Regions from separate parts of the Homo sapiens genome. Here region 2 is linked to region 1. A link is an interaction called in ENCODE POLR2A ChIA-PET data of the cell type or tissue named here. Cell type or tissue: GM12878. All regions are shown on one strand. Each heading gives the region's core, and the rest is flanking DNA. Links, peaks and the distances in the headings are about the cores only.

Evidence for each region. ChIA-PET counts read pairs that join two places held together with the same protein. Peaks named below come from ENCODE experiments on the same cell type or tissue, not always from the same donor. Only the 100,000 strongest peaks of a DNase experiment are listed, where the experiment ranks them.
Region 2: POLR2A ChIA-PET joins it to region 1 with 5 read pairs; 4 of 35 experiments call an interaction of 5 or more read pairs at or near these places.

What each region holds. Positions count from the first base shown.
Region 1 is chr10:95,766,244-95,769,160 of GRCh38, reverse strand. The region is part of intron 1 of ENTPD1 (ectonucleoside triphosphate diphosphohydrolase 1); the gene reads right to left. All of the region lies in intron 5 of ENTPD1-AS1 (ENTPD1 antisense RNA 1), which reads left to right. Among named protein-coding and RNA genes, the nearest start is that of ENTPD1, 12 kb to the right of the region's middle. RefSeq lists an enhancer at 1,135-1,214. In GM12878, for the core only: no CTCF peak of the experiment used is centred there; a DNase peak (open chromatin) is centred at 1,045; H3K4me3 peaks cover 1,556 bases; H3K27ac peaks cover 2,500 bases.
Region 2 is chr10:95,695,763-95,698,679 of GRCh38, reverse strand. It overlaps a transcript of ENTPD1 not described here. Among named protein-coding and RNA genes, the nearest start is that of TCTN3, 3.3 kb to the right of the region's middle. In GM12878, for the core only: no CTCF peak of the experiment used is centred there; a DNase peak (open chromatin) is centred at 1,099; H3K27ac peaks cover 1,147 bases.

The DNA.
Region 1 (2,917 bases), core at 92-2,591:
CCCTAGTCACTCTATCTTCTGGAACATGACTACTGTACATGGCGAGACTTTTGCCTTCTTTCCTGGGTCTGAGTGAACTTTTCTGCCTGGAGGATTTAGATGTCTTCTCATACTTAGATGGGGATCTAGCATTTGGTGATTGCATTTTTCCAAGACCTGAACAGAACCTAAGGGAGCCATGGGCAGACTATGCATTCCATCCATATCAACGTTAGACTGGGATAAATCTCCCCTAATACATCCTTAAATACTTTTTAGGATAAGGTGAAAAACACATTCATCCATACATACATACAAAAGGAATCTCTTTTCTTTCAAGGATAAGGCCTTAGATTAAATAAATTTTGCAAGAAAATAGAAAGAACAATGAAGGAAAAGCTTGCCTCTAAAATAGATATGAAGCAGGAATAGATGGAAATCGTTTGTTTTTTTGAACTCTGTACAAGAGGATGTTGCCATAAACAAGCTAAAATAAAAGATTTCATGGAAGCCAAAAACACTGTAACTGAATGAAAGTTTATATGGGAGATAGTTAAGGAAAATTGAATCAGTGATATAGAGGAAATTCTTAGGAAAATAGTCTCAGAATGCAATGAAAAATAAATGAAGAAAATGAAAGGAATAAAGAAGGAAGGAGAAAGAAAGAGAGAGAGAAAGAAAGAAAAAAGAAAAGAAAGAAAGAAGAAAGAGAGGGAAAGAGAAAGAAAGAGGGAAGGAGGCAGGCAGGCAGGCCACAGGCAGGCAATTTAGAGATAAGAGATCCAAATAGGTCCCTGAAGAAGAAAAAAACAAACAAACAAAACAGCAGCATTAATCAAAGTTGTGACAGAAGAAATCTTTCTTGCTCCTAAATAAGTCCTAAATTTGGAAATCAAGAGGGTTTACCATATCCCAGGCAAAAATTTTTGAAAGGAAGTCTATACCCAGTTATCTTATTGTGAAAGTTGTAAATTTCAGAAATGGGGAACAAAAACCATTCAGGCTAAAAAACAGTTGTCCTCAACTTCTGAGTCTGTTTTGTGCTGCTACAACAGACTGAGTCATTTATAAACAACAGAAGTTTATTTGGCTCACAGTTCTGGAGGCTGGGAAGTTCCAGATCAAGGGGCCAGCATCTGGCAAGGGCCTTCTTGCTGTGTCATCCCATGGCAGAAAGCAAAGGGCAAGAGAGCATAAGAGCAAGAGAACAAACTCACAGCTTCAAGTCCTTTTATTATTGGCATTGATCCATTCATCAGGGTGGAGCCCTCATGACCCAAGCACCTCCAGTAGGTCTTGCCTCCCAACATTGTTATACTGGGGATTAAGTTTTGAACATATGCTTTTGGGGGGACATATTCAAACTATAGCAACTTCTTTACAGCATCAAACTTCTCAAGACAATGGAGGAATATTTCCAATGACTTGAGGGGGAAAGATTGCTATATTTAAGAGAAGTTGTCTCTCTTTTATAACACTGATCCCCTTTCTAAAAATTAATATGCTTACTAGATCATTATGAAAGGAATCAAGATTAGGGTCCCAAGAATGGGGAAAGGCATAGTGAGATAAGAACTATATTAAAATTCATTAAATTCATGGATGGATGAATTTGATTATTAATATCCAAATAAAGAGAAAAAATCCTGTGAAATAAGTGACTAACATAATTTTTACTATTTGAATTTATAATATTATCAAATTAAATATTTAAAATAAGAAAAAGGAGGACACAGGGACACAAAAACTCTTAATCCTTCTCTCATAATGGGGTCAAAAATTACTAATTTCACTTTGATATTAAGATAAATTTAAGCTCAGGAATGTTTTGCTTTCCTTTTTTCTTTCTTTTTTTTTTTTTTTTTTTGAGATGGAGTCTCGCTCTGTCTCCCAGGCTGGAGTGCAGTGGTATGATCTCGGCTCACTGAAGCTCTGCCTCCCAGGTTCACACCATTCTCCTGCCTCAGCCTCCCGAGTAGCTGGGACTATAGGCGCCCACCACCACGCCCGGCTAATTTTTTTTGTATTTTTAGTAGAGATGGGGTTTCACCATGTTAGCCAGGATGGAATGCTTTTCTTTTATTTCCACAGCCTGGGCAACATAACAAGACCCTGTTTCTACAAAAAATAAAAAATCAGCTGGGTATGGTGGTGCACGCCTGTAGCCCTAGCTACTCAGAAGGCTGAGGCAGGAGGATCACCTGAGCCCAGGAGTTCAAGGTTACATTGAGCTATGATTATGCTACTGCACTCCAGCCTAGGTGACAGAGCAAGACCCTGCCTCAAAAAAAAAAAAAAGATTGCTACAAGTACAATTAAAAGTAAGATGTCCGTTATTCACAGCTTTGTGGAAATATAAAAACAAATAACAAAGTCCAGAGTCTGTATAGCAAAAAGCATAACAGAAAAAAACATTAAACACTAAAGAGAATAAAATGAGAAAAGGCAGATAAAATAAATGTGAACTGTTTACATTCCTTTATTAAAACAGAGAATCAAATTGGATTTAGAAAGATTAAAAATAAAGATGGACAAAATATATCAGCCAAATGAGAAGGGGGAACAGAATTTAGGACTAAAAAAGTAGATAAAAAGAGTTATTTCAATATTTTATCAAAATATGAACTGCAAAAACATACAAAATATGAGTAGAGGTAAATAGACAACAGACAATTGTATTGAATTAAATGAATCTTAATTGCATTAAGAGCATGAAGTCATTATTATTTGAAGCACTGTTAGAGAATCTAAGAACTTATGAGGAATATAGTATTGAGCGTAATTGAGGTTAAAAGTAAATCTATGATAACAATTGTTTGACCAATTAACAAAATTTGATTATGGACTACAATTGAAAGTATTCTATCAGTGTTAGATTTCCTGAGTTTGACTACTGTACTGTGGTTATATAAGAGAAAATCTTTGTTCTTAGGAAATA
Region 2 (2,917 bases), core at 160-2,659, 71 kb after region 1:
ACTCCCTTGAGGTGGCCCTGGGCAGTGAGCCTGTGGAGAGTACCCTGACCTGTCCTCTGAAACTATTCTGTCCTCCTATGCCTCTGGGCCTGTGATGGGAGGGGCACCCTCTAAGATCTTTGAAATGCCTTTGGGATCTTTCTTCCCTTGTCTAAAGGAATGGTATCTGTCTCCCTTTTATCCAAACTAATCTCTTTAGCAAACAGTCACTGGGCTGCACCCTTGGTTTCCTCTGCTGAACGTGCTTTTTTACTCTTCATGTGGTCAGGCTGAGAGTTATCCAAATCCTTCCACTCTGCTTCCCTTTTCATGATAAATTCTACCTTTAAATTATTCCTTTGCTCCTGAATATCAGCATAAGTTGTCAAATGTAATCATGTAGCTCCTTCTATATTTGGCTTAGGAATTTCTTTTGCTAGATACCCTAGTTCATTAATCTCAAGTTTGGCCCTCCACAATTCCCTCAGGCATGGACACAGTTCAGCCAAGTTCTTTGCCAATTTATAACAAGGATGGCCTTTACTCCATTTTCCAATACCACCTTCCTCAGTTCCATCTCAAATCTCAGCAGAATGGCCTTTACTGTCCATATTTCTATCCGTATTCTGGTTACAATCATTTAACAAATCTCTAAGAAGTTCCAAATGTTCCCTTGTCTTTTTGTTTTCTGAGTCTCGCCAGAATCACCCTTAATACTCCATTCACTGAAATACAGTCACTTTATAGCCTGCTCCTTCAAACTCTTCCAGCCCCTGCTCATTACCTAGTTCCAAAGCTGCTTCCCCATTTTCAGGTATTTGTCATCAGCAAAATCCCACTTCTTGGTTCCAATTTTCTGTCTTCGTTCATTCTCTGTTGCTTATAACAGAATGCCTGAAACAGGATAAGTTATAAAGAAAAGGAATTCATTTCTTACAGTTGTGGAGGCTGGGAAGCCCAAGGTCAAGGGGGCATCTCTTAAGAACCTTCTTGCTGCTGGCAACTCTCTGCAGCATCCCAAGGCAGCACAGGGCATCACATGGTGAGGAAGCTGAGCGTGTTAACTTGCTAACTCAGGTCTCTGTTCCTCTTCTTGTAAAGCCACCAGTTCCTCTCTCATGACAACACATTAATCCATTAACCCGTGAATGGATTAGTCCATTCATGAAGGCAGAGACCTCATGATCAAATCACCTCTTAAAGGTCCCACCTCTCAATACTGCACATTGGGGATTAAGTTTTGAAATGAATTTTGGAGGAGACACGCAAACCTAGTAGTGGGCTAGGACCAGTCTCAACGTGTGGGGCCTCTCTCTTCCTCCTAAATGTCAGAAGCCATCCAGGGCACTGTCCTGCCTTTTCAGTAAAAGTATACATGGACTGCCTCCCGCCACCCCCACCACCACCTTTAGGGGAAAATTCTTCTGCTATCCACCGCAAGCACAAGTAGGGATAAGCTTGAGAGGCTGACCTGGCTCTTCCTACAGTGGTACTTCAATCAATAACTCATAGAATTGTCTAAGGGCCACTATTGATAACAAATACCTTCTTTCTGTGTGCTTAGAGCACTCCAAGAGTCACTTCCATTTCTGTATAAGGCCTTTATTATGCAACTGTTGTTTGTCCACCTTCAATTCCATCCCATGTGCCTTCTATTTTTCAAGTATTCTTATAATGTCTGGCCCATGAGAGCACACCTTCATGTATTTCAATTCTGGGCATGTTCATGTATGCACAAGTGTGTGTGTATCTAAGTTTTCTGTAATTTTCAGAGATTTTTGGAAAAGGGGGGAGAAGTGGGAAAAGGACAGAACTTGTTGTCTGCCATCTCAGTACAATCTCCTTGCTAAATTTCCAATTACATATTAAACTCTTTTAATCCCAAACACAGACAACTGCTAGTATCATATGATCTAATTTGGAAATCTCTGCTTCTGAGATGATATTATATGATCTCAATTTAAGACTTGGTCCCCATACTAAACCTGACATCTGCATGACACATGTGAATAAATTTCATTCTTCATCCACAAAATTATCTTTCAGATTTTAATACTGGATCTCAAAAGTATTGAGAGTTCTATATTACAGAGATTCTTACAAATACAAAACAGCAATACATGCCAGGCACGGTGGCTCATGCCTGTAATCCCAACACTTCGGGAGGCTGAGGCAGGCAGATCACTTGAGGTCAGGAGTTTGAGACCAGCTTAGCCAACATGGTGAAACTCCGTCTCTACTACAAATGCAAAAATTAGCTGGGTGTGGTGGGTACACCTGTAGTCCCAGCTACTAGGGAGGCTGAGGCAGGAAAGTTGCTTGAACCTGGGAGGTGGAGGTTGCAGTGAGCCAAGATGGCGCCACTGCACTCCAGCCTGGGTGACAGGGCAAGACTCTCTCAAATAAGTTAATTAATTAATTAATTAAATCAATAAATAAAACAAGTTTAAAAAACAGCAATACAAATAATCTTTTTGCTTAACTATAACAAAAGAGAAAAAAATAACTTTTCTAAAAAAAAGTTGTGTTAAAATTCAAAAATAAGAAAAAGCAACTCAAAAAGATCCGGAAACATTACTTCCTTATCACTCATCTCTAAAATTACTTCAACCAACAGTCTTTTGCCAACGCTAATAAATTCAGAAATAATTTAACACTATTTGAGAGTTGCCATTTAAATTCCAAACTTTGAAATCTAAAATAGTCTCTGATCAGATGTACAATGGAAATTTTATAGAAAGATCATTACATGGTAAATTGGTTGCAAAAAGAAGAAATTTTATAGAAAGAAATACAATCCTGAAATAAAATAAACTAAAAATATTCCTAAGGATTAATTCTAAAGAGTTCAACAAAACAATTTTTAATATATTTTTAAAATATTTAATGCACATCTAACATGTCCCAGACACTGTTCTAGGCATGGGGATATTTCAAT